Regions from separate parts of the Homo sapiens genome. Here region 1 is linked to region 2. Evidence: read pairs that join two places in POLR2A ChIA-PET (ENCODE). Cell type or tissue: PC-9. All regions are shown on one strand. Each heading gives the region's core, and the rest is flanking DNA. Links, peaks and the distances in the headings are about the cores only.

Region 1 (5,611 bases), core at 1,422-3,921, 460 kb after region 2:
TAACAGGAATAAGTAACATAACATAGATGAAATGGCTTTGTTAACCAGAACTGCTCTACAAAAATAAATTATAAAATTTATCCAGAGCTCAAAGATTCCAATAAGACATTCTACCAAAAATAGTTGAATGTGTATTTTGTGTTCTTATTCTTGCCTCATTTTCACCTGTTTATGTGCTAAATTCTTCATTAGGTAATAAACTCCTTAAAGCCATAGTGAGTGAACATATTATATCCTTTTTTTGTATTACTCTCTGAATTATACTTTAATGGACATGCAAAGGACTTTGTTCACATTCTGCCCTGGTCCTCAGTTCTTATACTAAGTAAATAATCGTTACTGCCAAAAGTCTCCTTTCACCTTTCTATATCTAAACCCTTCCACTGCAACTCAGGTCTATTTCCACATAGTCTATCCTTGAAGCTCATGGAGAATTGGCAGGTCAGCATTCGCTTAACAAAAGCCTTTATTACTGTTAACAAAGAATCTTCAGCTACAAGACAGAATCTTTGGTTCTCAATCCAAATCTGTTTCTCTTGTAATCTAAAACAACTGGGATTTCCTAGCTTCAGGAAGAAAGGAGCAGTACCTGCTGGGTCATCAAAGATTCTTAGAGCCACAGAGTTTCATCCCCAGCCCAATGGCTCTTCCCTACTCCTCCTTTCTCTTGGTTCCAAAGGAAAACCCATCATTGCCTGGTCAAGGGAGAGGAGTAAAGCGCATCAACATAAAGTGCTAGAGGACATATGGACAGACAGGAAAAGAAGGAAAGGGATGAAGACACCAGCATCAAAGGAAAGTGAAAGTGGAGTGTTCTTAGGGCACTGATAGTCCTTAGAAGACTGATGACATGCTCTTGTCTACCCTGATGCTGGAACAGAAGTCCTTATTTAACAGGCAAGTTGGCATTGGTTCTTAATAAAAGACTTTTGAAAGCTGAAGGAATGGTGAAGAAGGGATGGCTATCTCTCAGCCTCCCTCCTTCTATCGTGTAGATATGCCTACCCGATTTGCCCTTTGCTCAAAGTAGTTCTATATTCTTTCCATGAGGTTTTTAACAAGCGAGCCCAGTTCAGCGCACCTTTTAAGTTTAAAGATGAATATTTTTAGCCTAAGCCACCTCGCCCTGTCTTTACCGCTGTGGTGTGGTTTTCACTAAACCTCCCTAGGAGGGCTCGCGCAGTCCTCAGGCTCCGGATAAACACGTGTGCCCGCATCCAGCTCCGGCGCGCCCTGCATTTCAGCACCGCCGCCTCTGGAGAGCGCCTTGCTGGCGGGCCAGGTCAGGGCCTCCCACACGCTCTCTCATCCATCCCAGCCCACTCGCTTTTCCCTACTCCTCGCTTCTCTCAGTTTCAAGAAAAAGCACCCCCAACTTCTAACTTCTCAATTCCTGCTTCTAAAGTGACCTCCGCGTCCCTCTTTCCGTGTCTAAACGCTCATGCCCCACGCCTTTGAGTCCTACGAGCAGCTGCGAAGCCGCGTGGCTTCCCACCGGTGGCGCGAGACCTCCAATAGGCATCTATCGATCACCTTTCCCCTACCGCTGCTGGACCCCGAACCAGCCAGCCGGATGCCCCCGCTCGCTCTCTCTGACTCCACGCCCCAAAGCTTCTAAGAAACAAACGCGCGATAAGTCCCCTCCCCCCAACACGCACACGCATATACTCACACACAGTCATTCGCACATTCGTACACACACTAGACGCCTCAAGCCTTCCGAGTGCCATCGCCACCCTGGGCAGAGCCTCAGCCAACTTGGGCCCCGATCCTTCGGCTCCGGCTCGCGCAGGGCCTCCCGCAGCCTCCGCCCGGCCCCCTCCCCGTCCTAGGCAGCGGGTCCCTGAGGCCGAACCTAGGCGGAAAAGGGCCCCCTCCCTATTCACTCAGCATCCACCTCGCGCGGGCAATACACGGCCCACAATTCCCAAACACTGGTCCCTGGGCCGCCCAGAATCACCAGCCAAATCCGAAATTAATCTTGAAGCCCCAGCCCCTGTCACCGGTGTGTCGGGCGCGAGTGTGTTTGCGAATCCCAGGCACATACATGATTTAACTCCTTCGAGCTTTCGGCCCATCCTAAACAAACAGCACGTTATCTCCAGCCCCTTCCTCCCCTACTCGGCGCCCCAACCTCTGCCCCCATCCCGGTCTTCGCCAGCCTGGTAGCCGAACCACCGCACCGCCACACTCCAGTTCTGGTATCTCGAACCCCTGCCCAGCCCCAAATGATACTCATCTCTAGTCCCCTCCCATCCCCCACCTTTGGCCCCCTGCGAGCCGGGTCTGGCCCCGGCAAGTGACGCCTCGGAAACGCAGTCTGCGTACCCTCCCCTGAGTCCAAAATGAAGGGGCCGACCTCCACCAGCTGGATGAGCCGGCCCACCCCTCCGAAGGGGCACACGCCTTCCCGTTCGATCGCCCTGGAAAACACAGGTGCCTGGGAAAGGAGAGGAGCGGAAGCGGCTTCCAGAGGTGGGCGGGAGGACTCACCAAACATCTGAATGTGCCCTTTGGTGATGGGATTGAAGCTGCCGCAGGCGAGCAAGATAACGTGGGTCTTGGTGGTCTCGGTCATGGTGCAGATGGGTCCTTCGCGGTGGTCTAGGGGTTGCCTCTCTTTTTGTGTCTCGTTGTGTCTGCAGAGGGAGAAAGGAAGGCGAGGCTCCGGCGGTGGATGCTGTGGACTCCAAGGAGCCGCTCCAGACGCAAACCGCGTCACTCTCCGCCTCCCCTTAACGCTTGCAGCTCCGGCTAGATCCGAGGCTGCTTTTGTATTGCTCTGCTCTCTTCTCTCCTCGGTCGCTCTCTTTTCGTTCTGGCTTCCTTCGCATCTCTCGCCTGGTGCCCCACCCCATCCTCTCTATCGCCCCCAGCCCACTTCACTCCATCACTGTCTTCCTTAGAGTTTATCCAGAAGGCAAGACGTGGTATCCAAGCTCAGAACCAAGAGCCCACAGCATGGTGTGAGCTCTTTCTGCCTCTTGCCTCATCTTGATTCAGTTTTCCTCCTCATTCTAACATTTTTCTGTCCCCCCTACTTTCTCTAACATCTCCAAGTTAAAAAATGTTTGATCTTAAGGTATTTTTTCTTTCTCTCTTCCTCAAAATTTTAAGTGAGAAATGACCATTGTTTATTTCAGTAGTATTCATTTCTGCTTTTCCTTTTTCCTTTATCTGATGATTCCAAACTATTGAGTTGAGTCCAAATCTTGATCTGCTGGCTGCAGAGAGATAGGGGTGATCTAAGCCCTTCCTCTGCAATACTGATCCTTTTCGTGGGCGAAGCAATGCTATCCGTTTGAGAGAACATGAAGGGGGCAGAGTTACTAAAACTGTATTAGAAAATTATGGGGATCCGCCGGGTGCGGTGGCTCATGCCTGTAATCTCAGCACTTTGGGAGGCCGAGGCGGGCGGATCACGAGGTCAGGAGTTCGAGACCAGCCTGGCCAGCACGGTGAAACCCTGTCTCTACTAAAAAGCAAATACAAAAACTAGCCGGGCATGGTGGCGAGTGCTTGTAATCCCAGCTACTCAGGAGGCTGAGGCAGGAGAATTGCTTGAACCTGGGAGGCAGAGGTTGCAGTGAGCGAAGATCGCACCACTGCACTCCAACCTGGGCGACAGCGAGAATCCATCTCGAAACAAAAAAAAAGAAAAAAGAAAATGATGGGGATCCTCCATAAGCTACCAAAGTTGAGACAAAGACTTACCATTTAACAAGTGTTTCTTGAGGGCTCATTATGTGTCAAGTATTGCTATAAACCCTGCTGGTGAAGCAAAGTCACTGTCTTCATTTTACTGGAGGAAGATAGACAATAAATATTAGATGGCAATTGTGCAATGCACAGTAAGTGAATGCAATTTACTCTCTGACAGAGCAGAGAGTGAGTGGAGAAGAGAGGACGAATCAAGTAGTCTGAGAAGGCCTCTCTGGGGAGGTGACATTTCAGTGAGACCTGAGCGACAGGAGTAGTTGCTAGCTCACGTATTCAGGGACAGGGAAGGGCTTACTGTATTCATAGAAATGAAAGGCCAGTGATGCTAGAAAGTATGGGCAAGGGGAAAAATGATAGAAGACTGAGCAGCAGGTGATCAGGGCCAGATCAAATGGGGCTTGTAGACTAGGGCAAGAGTTAGACACTTTTCTAAGTGGAATAATAACAAAAGGAAGCCACTGAAGCTTTTAAGCAGGGGAATAATATGTAATTTACATTTTTATAGGATCACTCTGGCTGCTGGGTGGAAAGGGAGGGCAAATGGGAAGACAAGGAAAGCATTTAGGAAAATCTGGTAGCCTAGGCAAGTGGAGTTGTCCTGAGACCAGGGTTTATAGAGACGGGAGCAACGAGAAGTAGATGGTCTCAGGATATGTTTTATAGATTTTGAAATTTGGCTTAAACAATGAGTAGACTGAAATTGAGAATGGTAGGGGAAGATAGATGTTCTATGCTTATACAACAGAAAGAACCAATAATTCTTTGCAGATGAATTGGATATAGAGGATAATTCTTTTTTTTTTTTTTTTTTTTTTTGAGACAGGATCTCACTCTGTCACCCAGGCTGGAATGCAGTGGCATGATCTCAGCTCACCACAGCCTCGATCTCCTGGACTCAAGCAATCCTCCCACTTCGGCCTTGCAAGTAGCTGGGACTACAGGTGTTTGCCACCATGTCCAGCTAATTCTTCGTGTTTTTTGTAGAGATGGGATCTCACTATATTGCCCAGGTTGGTCTTGAACTCCTGACCTCAAGCAATCCACCCACGGCAGCCTCCCAAACTGTTGAGATTAAAGGCATGGGCCACAGACCCAGCCAGAGCCAATAATTCTTAACTTAGAGATTGACAAGTACAAATACGTACCTATCCTGGGCTTCAAGTTTCTTGGATAAATTTCCACCCCATATTAGTGAGTTGGTCACTGTGTTTTTTCTTATCCAAGAGCATGTGGTAGGTGTGGAGTAAATATTTGTTAAATTATGATGAATAGCAAATCAACCCTAATACGCATAAAATTTCTAGTTTAAATAGAAGACTCCTAAGAACTGATATATATTTATAATGGGGTTTGTATCTTCCCTAATATGATATGCAGATTAGTGGCTTAAAAAGAGCTAGAGCTTGTAAAGGGAGGTTGACTCAGGTATGAAACTGAGACTCACTAGCTAGGCAATTGACATAATTATAGTTAAGCAATCAATATTTATTGAGTGTCAGCCATGCACCAAGCCCTGATTTAGGGGCTGTGAACAAAACAGAGTCCCTGCTTTAATACAGCTCACATTCCAGGGGAAAACAACAGACCATAAACAAATGAATAAACATAATGGTAAAAAGTACCATAAAGAAAAATAAAGCAGAATGTGAAGAAAAGAGAAAGAAAGAAAATCCTCTTTTATTTGCAGGGGTCAAAGATGGCCTCTTTGATAAGACAGTGTTTGAACAGGGACCTAAATGAAGTGAAGGTATGTGTCACTTGAATATCTAGGGAAGAATATACCAGGCAGGACTGCTAGTATAAAGGATCGGAAGACTAAGAGTGCTTGGGGGTGTTTGACAAGCACACCAAGGTGACTGGAGAAAACAAAGAATGTGGAAAGCACTCAAAG
Region 2 (5,611 bases), core at 1,988-4,487:
TGGGGTGTTGCGGCTCTGGGAGGGATGTGAGGCGCGGCCCAGAGCTAGGGGGTGCGGGGCCTGCGGGTAGAGCGCGGGGTCCTGCGGACGCATTCAGGGTGCTGGGGGGCGCTGCTCAGAGCTAGGTGGGACAGGGCGAAGCGCCTGGGCTCAGGACAGGGGTGGGGGGGCCCGGGTCAGTGTTGGGTGCGGCTCCGTGCCGAACCCCCACCAGGTGCCGCACACACCAGAAGGTGCCAGACGAGCCCAACGCAATGGCTCTAACCCCAGCCCTCTGTCTCCCCCAGGGGAGGTTTCCTTAGGGTCCTCATACGTTTCAGGGTGATTATGAGTCACCTTCCAGGTCATCAGGACCTAAAAAAATGCTCCACCTACCACTCCACAAACAAAGCCTGAAAGAAAATTTATTTTCATACTGGGAGGTGACACTAACTGGAACCCTCTGGCTATTACTAGAGGAAACCCTAGTGACAAATCCAGCAACCTAGATTTCCCTTTTAGCCCCCACCTATTACAGGGTTCACCAAATAGGATTTCCTTTACATTTTAAATAGGACTTTCACTTTTTGCCAAGATGTGGTCATACCAAGGAGAAGTTAGTCTGTTTTCTTGTCTCTGTTGTGCTATTCAAAATTCTCACATAAAAGATTATATTATATAACTGTTAAACTGGACAACAACTTCCAGCTGGGAGTGATGTGTGCAAACTATGAACACTTTCACGATAAAAGTCTGTTCCAGATCATACATTTTGGAGAACAACAGAGACCACTCACTTCTGGTATTTTACTGTTGAATGTATATTGAGCCAATTGGAATTAACGTTTGTTCACAGTCTAGCTGTGAAATACTGCACTGAAGCTGACAGCTCCCAAGGAGAACAGCATTGGGAAAACACCTGCCTTCCTTCACACTCGTCTGGAAGAACACTATGTTAAATTCTGAGTTTATTTTGAGGAAAATATTAACATCATGTGGCTGGGCGCGGTGGCTCACGCCTGTAATCCCAGCGCTTTGGGAGGCCGAGGCGGGCGGATCACAAGGTCAGGAGATCGAGACCATCTTGGCTAACACGGTGAAACCCCGTCTCTACTAAAAATACAAAAAATTAGCCGGGCGCAGTGGCGGGCGCCTGTAGTCCCAGCTACTCGGGAGGCTGAGGCAGGAGAATGGCGTGAACCTGGGAGGCGGAGCTTGCAGTGAGCCGAGATTGCGCCACTGCAATCCGGCCTAGGCTAAAGAGCGGGACTCCGTCTCAAAAAAAAAAAAAAAAAAAAAATTAACATCATGTTACTGTAGTTTAGGGAATAATTACAACATGCATCATGTTTCAATTCTATTCTTACTTTATTCCTTTCGTTGAGTCCTGGACTTTGTTTATAACAATACTAACTGCATATTTCACTCACACACACACACACAAATGTTTTACTCTAGTGTTTCTTCAAAAGTTTGTTTTTGATAAATTATGGGTTTTTTAATTCTTAGGTTCTGAATAATAAAGACCACCTGTCCTGGGCCAAAGTTTAAAAACAGCAACAGCTCCCTTTTCCTCCAAAAGGCAAATACTTGTTAGAAATCTGTTACATGCCACACAATGCGTAGATGCCACAGTTATAGAGGTAAAAGACCAAATCCCTGCCCTCGTAATCCTAGTGAAAGATACAGATGGGTCAGTAGATGATTGTGTTTGGTAAGGACCATGCTTTTATTTATGTAAATACACATAAATACATACATATATATATTTATATACACACAAATAATTTGTATTTATTTATGTGTGTATATATATGCGTGTGTGTGTGTGTGTGTGTGTGTATATATATACACATATATTCCACATTGTAGGAGAAAAGGACCTTTCTTCTCCAAAGAAGGGATACTTAAGCTGAGTTTTTAAAACAACTTTTTTCTTTTTTTTTGCCTCCCAAAGAAATTTAGCTTGTTTCTCCCACCTCCTGTCTCCTCCAGGATGCTTTGACAAATGGAATACCACTGTCCCTTTTTCCTACAATGACTCCCTTCTCCCAACACAGAGCTCCCAATGCCCAGGCTCAAGATCGGCTTTCAGTTCCACCCATGGCCACTGCGTTTCTTGGTCATTCTTCAAGGGGTCTTTGTGTTCTCAACCTTCTGCCGCAATCCCAAGTGGAAGCTCTGTTGGCTCGCCCTCTAGTCCTCTTCCTGCTGAGCCAGTCTTCAACTAGGAATCACACCAGAGTCACCAGGACAAGGAAAGCTAGGCCCATCTGAAGGAGATTCTGGGCAGTGTGGTCTCAGAGGGCACAGTCTTTCTGGAGTCCCGTCTCTGGTTAAAAGGTAGGTGTCCCAAGAGCCAGAAGAGGTGGGGTCTGCTGGTGTTCTCAATGTCACCTATGATCAGGAGCTTTGCCAGTTCACTGGGGAAAGACCACACATGGTTGTTATAGGAGCCAAAACATCGGTATGTCCCTCTGTGGGTTGTGGTCACAGGACCAATGGGGAACTCCGCCTGGACATTCCCATATCTGCACTGTGTGCGGCTGGATCTTCCCTCCTGTTACCACCAGATCCAGAGTCACTGGGCTCCGACCAGAGCTCCCCAGCCAGATAGAAGCAGCTGTATAGCCCTGCTGTGCGGAAGGTCATGAGTAGGATGTGGAATTCAACTTTGTTAATCCATTCAGGGGGTTTTGGTCTCTCCATGGCAGAAAGGCTTCCTTCAAAGTACAGCTGGTATTCAACAGCCTCAGAATCTCCCCAGTGACAGATGGTCACCGGCTTTTCATTTGGATTCATGAACTGGGTTCAGCCCAGATGATGGGTTTTGGGAGAGTCTGCTGCTGAGCACTGATCCTCTGGCTCAGACACAGCCAGTGGCAGAGCAGGGCAGGGAGTGCAGAAGGCATCACTCAGATTCTGCCAGTCGAGTGCCAAGCAGTGGGGTGGGGACTGAGCCCAGCAGGCCAGGAGATGCACAGTATGTGGTAGGTGAGGCCCAGCGCCCATCACCACGGGGCAGCTTTCACCTTGACTTTTTTCACAAGAAGGTTCACAGCTCCTCTCCACCTCTGACCATGAGTCTACAGAAAGGCCATGGTCCCTATGACACATCTGACCACAGCTGTGGTCTAGCCAGCTCCTCTGATAATTGTCTGCTCAGCCTGAAATGCATTTCTGGGTCAACTTCTCAATTCTGCAATGTGGAAGTCATGCCCAGGGCATGAGTCAGTATTCAGACCCATGATACCCCCTGAGAATCATATAAAAATATAGGGAATTTCACAATGAGATACCATTACCATCTCACACCAGTCAGAATGGCTATTACTAAAAAGTCAGAAATTCACAGACGCTGGTGAGATTGTGGAGCAAAGAGGAAGGTTTACACACTGTTGGTGGGAGTGTAAATTAGTTCAGCCACTGTGGAAAGCAGTTTGGAGATTTTTCAAAGAACTACAAATAGAATTACCATTCAGCCCAGCAATCCCATTCCTGGGTATATATCCAAAGGAAAATAAATAATTCTACCAAAAAGACACATGCACTTGTATGTCCATTGGAGCACTTCACAATAGCAAAGATATGGAATCAACCCAGGTGCCCAACAGTAGTGGATTGGATTAAGAAAATGTAGTACATATACACCATGGAATACTATACAGCTGTGAAAAGGCACAAGATTTTTGCAGTAACATGGATGCAGGTGGAAGGCTTTATCCTAAGCAAATTAACACAGAAGCAGAAAACCATGTTCTCACTTATAAGTGGGAGCTAAACACTGGGTACATGTGAACACAAAGAAGGGAACAACAGTAACTGGGGACTCCAAAAAGGAGGAGAGAAGGAGGGGGGCAAGACTTGAAAAACTATGTATTTGGTACTATGCTCACTAGTTGGGTGACTGGATCATTAAAAGTGCAAGCCTCAGCATTACATAATATACTCATATAAGAAACCTGCACATGTATCCGCTGAATCTAAGAAAAGTAAGTAAAAATAGGGACTTTTTAACGGTGGATCTTCTGTGTACAGCATGCACATGCTTGGATAAGTTAATTGGTTTTATCAGAATGGAATGATAACACTATCTTCTTCAATGATTTGTTATAATATTTCAATAAAATAAAATAAAAGTGAAAAGAAAAGCTTCCCACTTAAAGACTTAATAAGGGCTGGGCACAGTGGCTCTCACCTGTCATCCCAACACTTTGGGAGGCCGAGGTGGGCTGATCACAAGGTCAGGAGTTCAAGACCAGCCTGGCCAATATGGTAAAACGCTGTCTCTACTAAAAATACAAAAATTAGCCAGGCGTGGTGGCGGGCACCTGTAGTCCCAGCTACTCAGGAGGCTAAGGCAGGAGAATCGCTTGAACCCAGGAGACAGAGGTTGCAGTGAGCCGAGATCACACCACTGTACTCCAGCCTGGGAGACAGAACGAGACTCTGTCTCAAAACAAACAAACAAACAAACAAAACAAAACAAAAAAAAAACCTAATAAGAAAAGAAACATTTCTAAGTAAGTAACTAACTCTCCACTTAATAAAAAAAAAAAGAAAAAACTCTCTACTGAAGTTGCGAAGATCTACGGTAAGAACAAATGTTCTATCTGTGAAATTGTGAAGGAGAAAAAAGTAATTGGTGCATATGTAGGGTATGGTACTATGCACGGTTTCCGGCATCCACTGGGGCCTTGGAATGTATCCTGGTGGATATGGGGGACTGCAAAGAAATGTGCTAATTCAAAACAGTCAGCAACATTGGAGAGTCTCCCTGCAGGTACAAGAGGATGGACTGAGTGAGAAGTAGATTTCCCATTTACTCTTGGGAGATGAATAACAATAGCAACGATTAGAGTGATAAAAGCCCAACAGCAGAAAGGGATTCCTCTCTCTCTCTCTTTTTTTTTCCAAGACAGAATCTTGCTGTGTCACCCAGGCTAGAGTACAGGGGCGCAATCTCGGCTCACTGCAACCTCCACCTCCCTGGTTCAAGCGATTCTCGTGCCTCAGCCTCCCGAGTAACTGGGACGATAGGCATGCACCACCATGTCTGGGTAATTATTGTATTTTTAGTAGATACAGGGTTTCACCATATTGCCCAGGCAGGTCTCCAACTCCTGAGCTCAAGTGATCTGCCCGCCTCGGCCTCCCAAAGTGCTGGGATTACAGGAGTGAGCTACTGTGCTCAGCCTGATCCCTCTCTTTCTTCACCATCAAACTACTCTGTGCTGTATGAGAAGAAAGGGGTGGAAGAGTTTTTCGCACTCTTCCAAGTGGTCCTGAAAAGTGAAGCATGCACAGCCACTGTCCCTCTTCTTGACAGAAAAGCCTTGTCTCTTTCTCACTCCCCAAATTTGGCTTGACTCTCATGGTGTAGTCAACTTCTTGAAGATTGCAGGATAAGATGCCAGGCAAGACGAGGGTTCAAATACCAAGTCTCTTTTTTCAGTGCCTTCAACTCTTAGCCCCAAATTCCAGAATGTCTTTCCTCCATCTAGCCAGTATCCGTCCATTCTATTTGTCTAGATAGTCCCTACCCAAATGTCCTTATAACATTTTGAGGGATGGCATCATTCTCATTTGTCTATAACATCTTGCCTAGAGCCATCGGTTTTACAGGCTGTAC

Evidence for each region. ChIA-PET counts read pairs that join two places held together with the same protein. Peaks named below come from ENCODE experiments on the same cell type or tissue, not always from the same donor. Only the 100,000 strongest peaks of a DNase experiment are listed, where the experiment ranks them.
Region 1: POLR2A ChIA-PET joins it to region 2 with 10 read pairs; 2 of 35 experiments call an interaction of 5 or more read pairs at or near these places.

The regions. Positions count from the first base shown.
Region 1 is chr1:183,415,690-183,421,300 of GRCh38, forward strand. It overlaps NMNAT2 (nicotinamide nucleotide adenylyltransferase 2), which reads right to left and starts at 2,691. Exons shown (of 11, transcript NM_015039.4): 1 at 2,494-2,691. The coding sequence starts at 2,578. In PC-9, for the core only: no CTCF peak of the experiment used is centred there; a DNase peak (open chromatin) is centred at 2,692; H3K4me3 peaks cover 1,950 bases; H3K27ac peaks cover 1,498 bases.
Region 2 is chr1:182,953,258-182,958,868 of GRCh38, forward strand. It overlaps the pseudogene LOC100271717. Among named protein-coding and RNA genes, the nearest start is that of SHCBP1L, 2.9 kb to the left of the region's middle. RefSeq lists enhancers at 4,302-4,812, 4,813-5,324. In PC-9, for the core only: no CTCF peak of the experiment used is centred there; a DNase peak (open chromatin) is centred at 3,144; H3K27ac peaks cover 1,329 bases.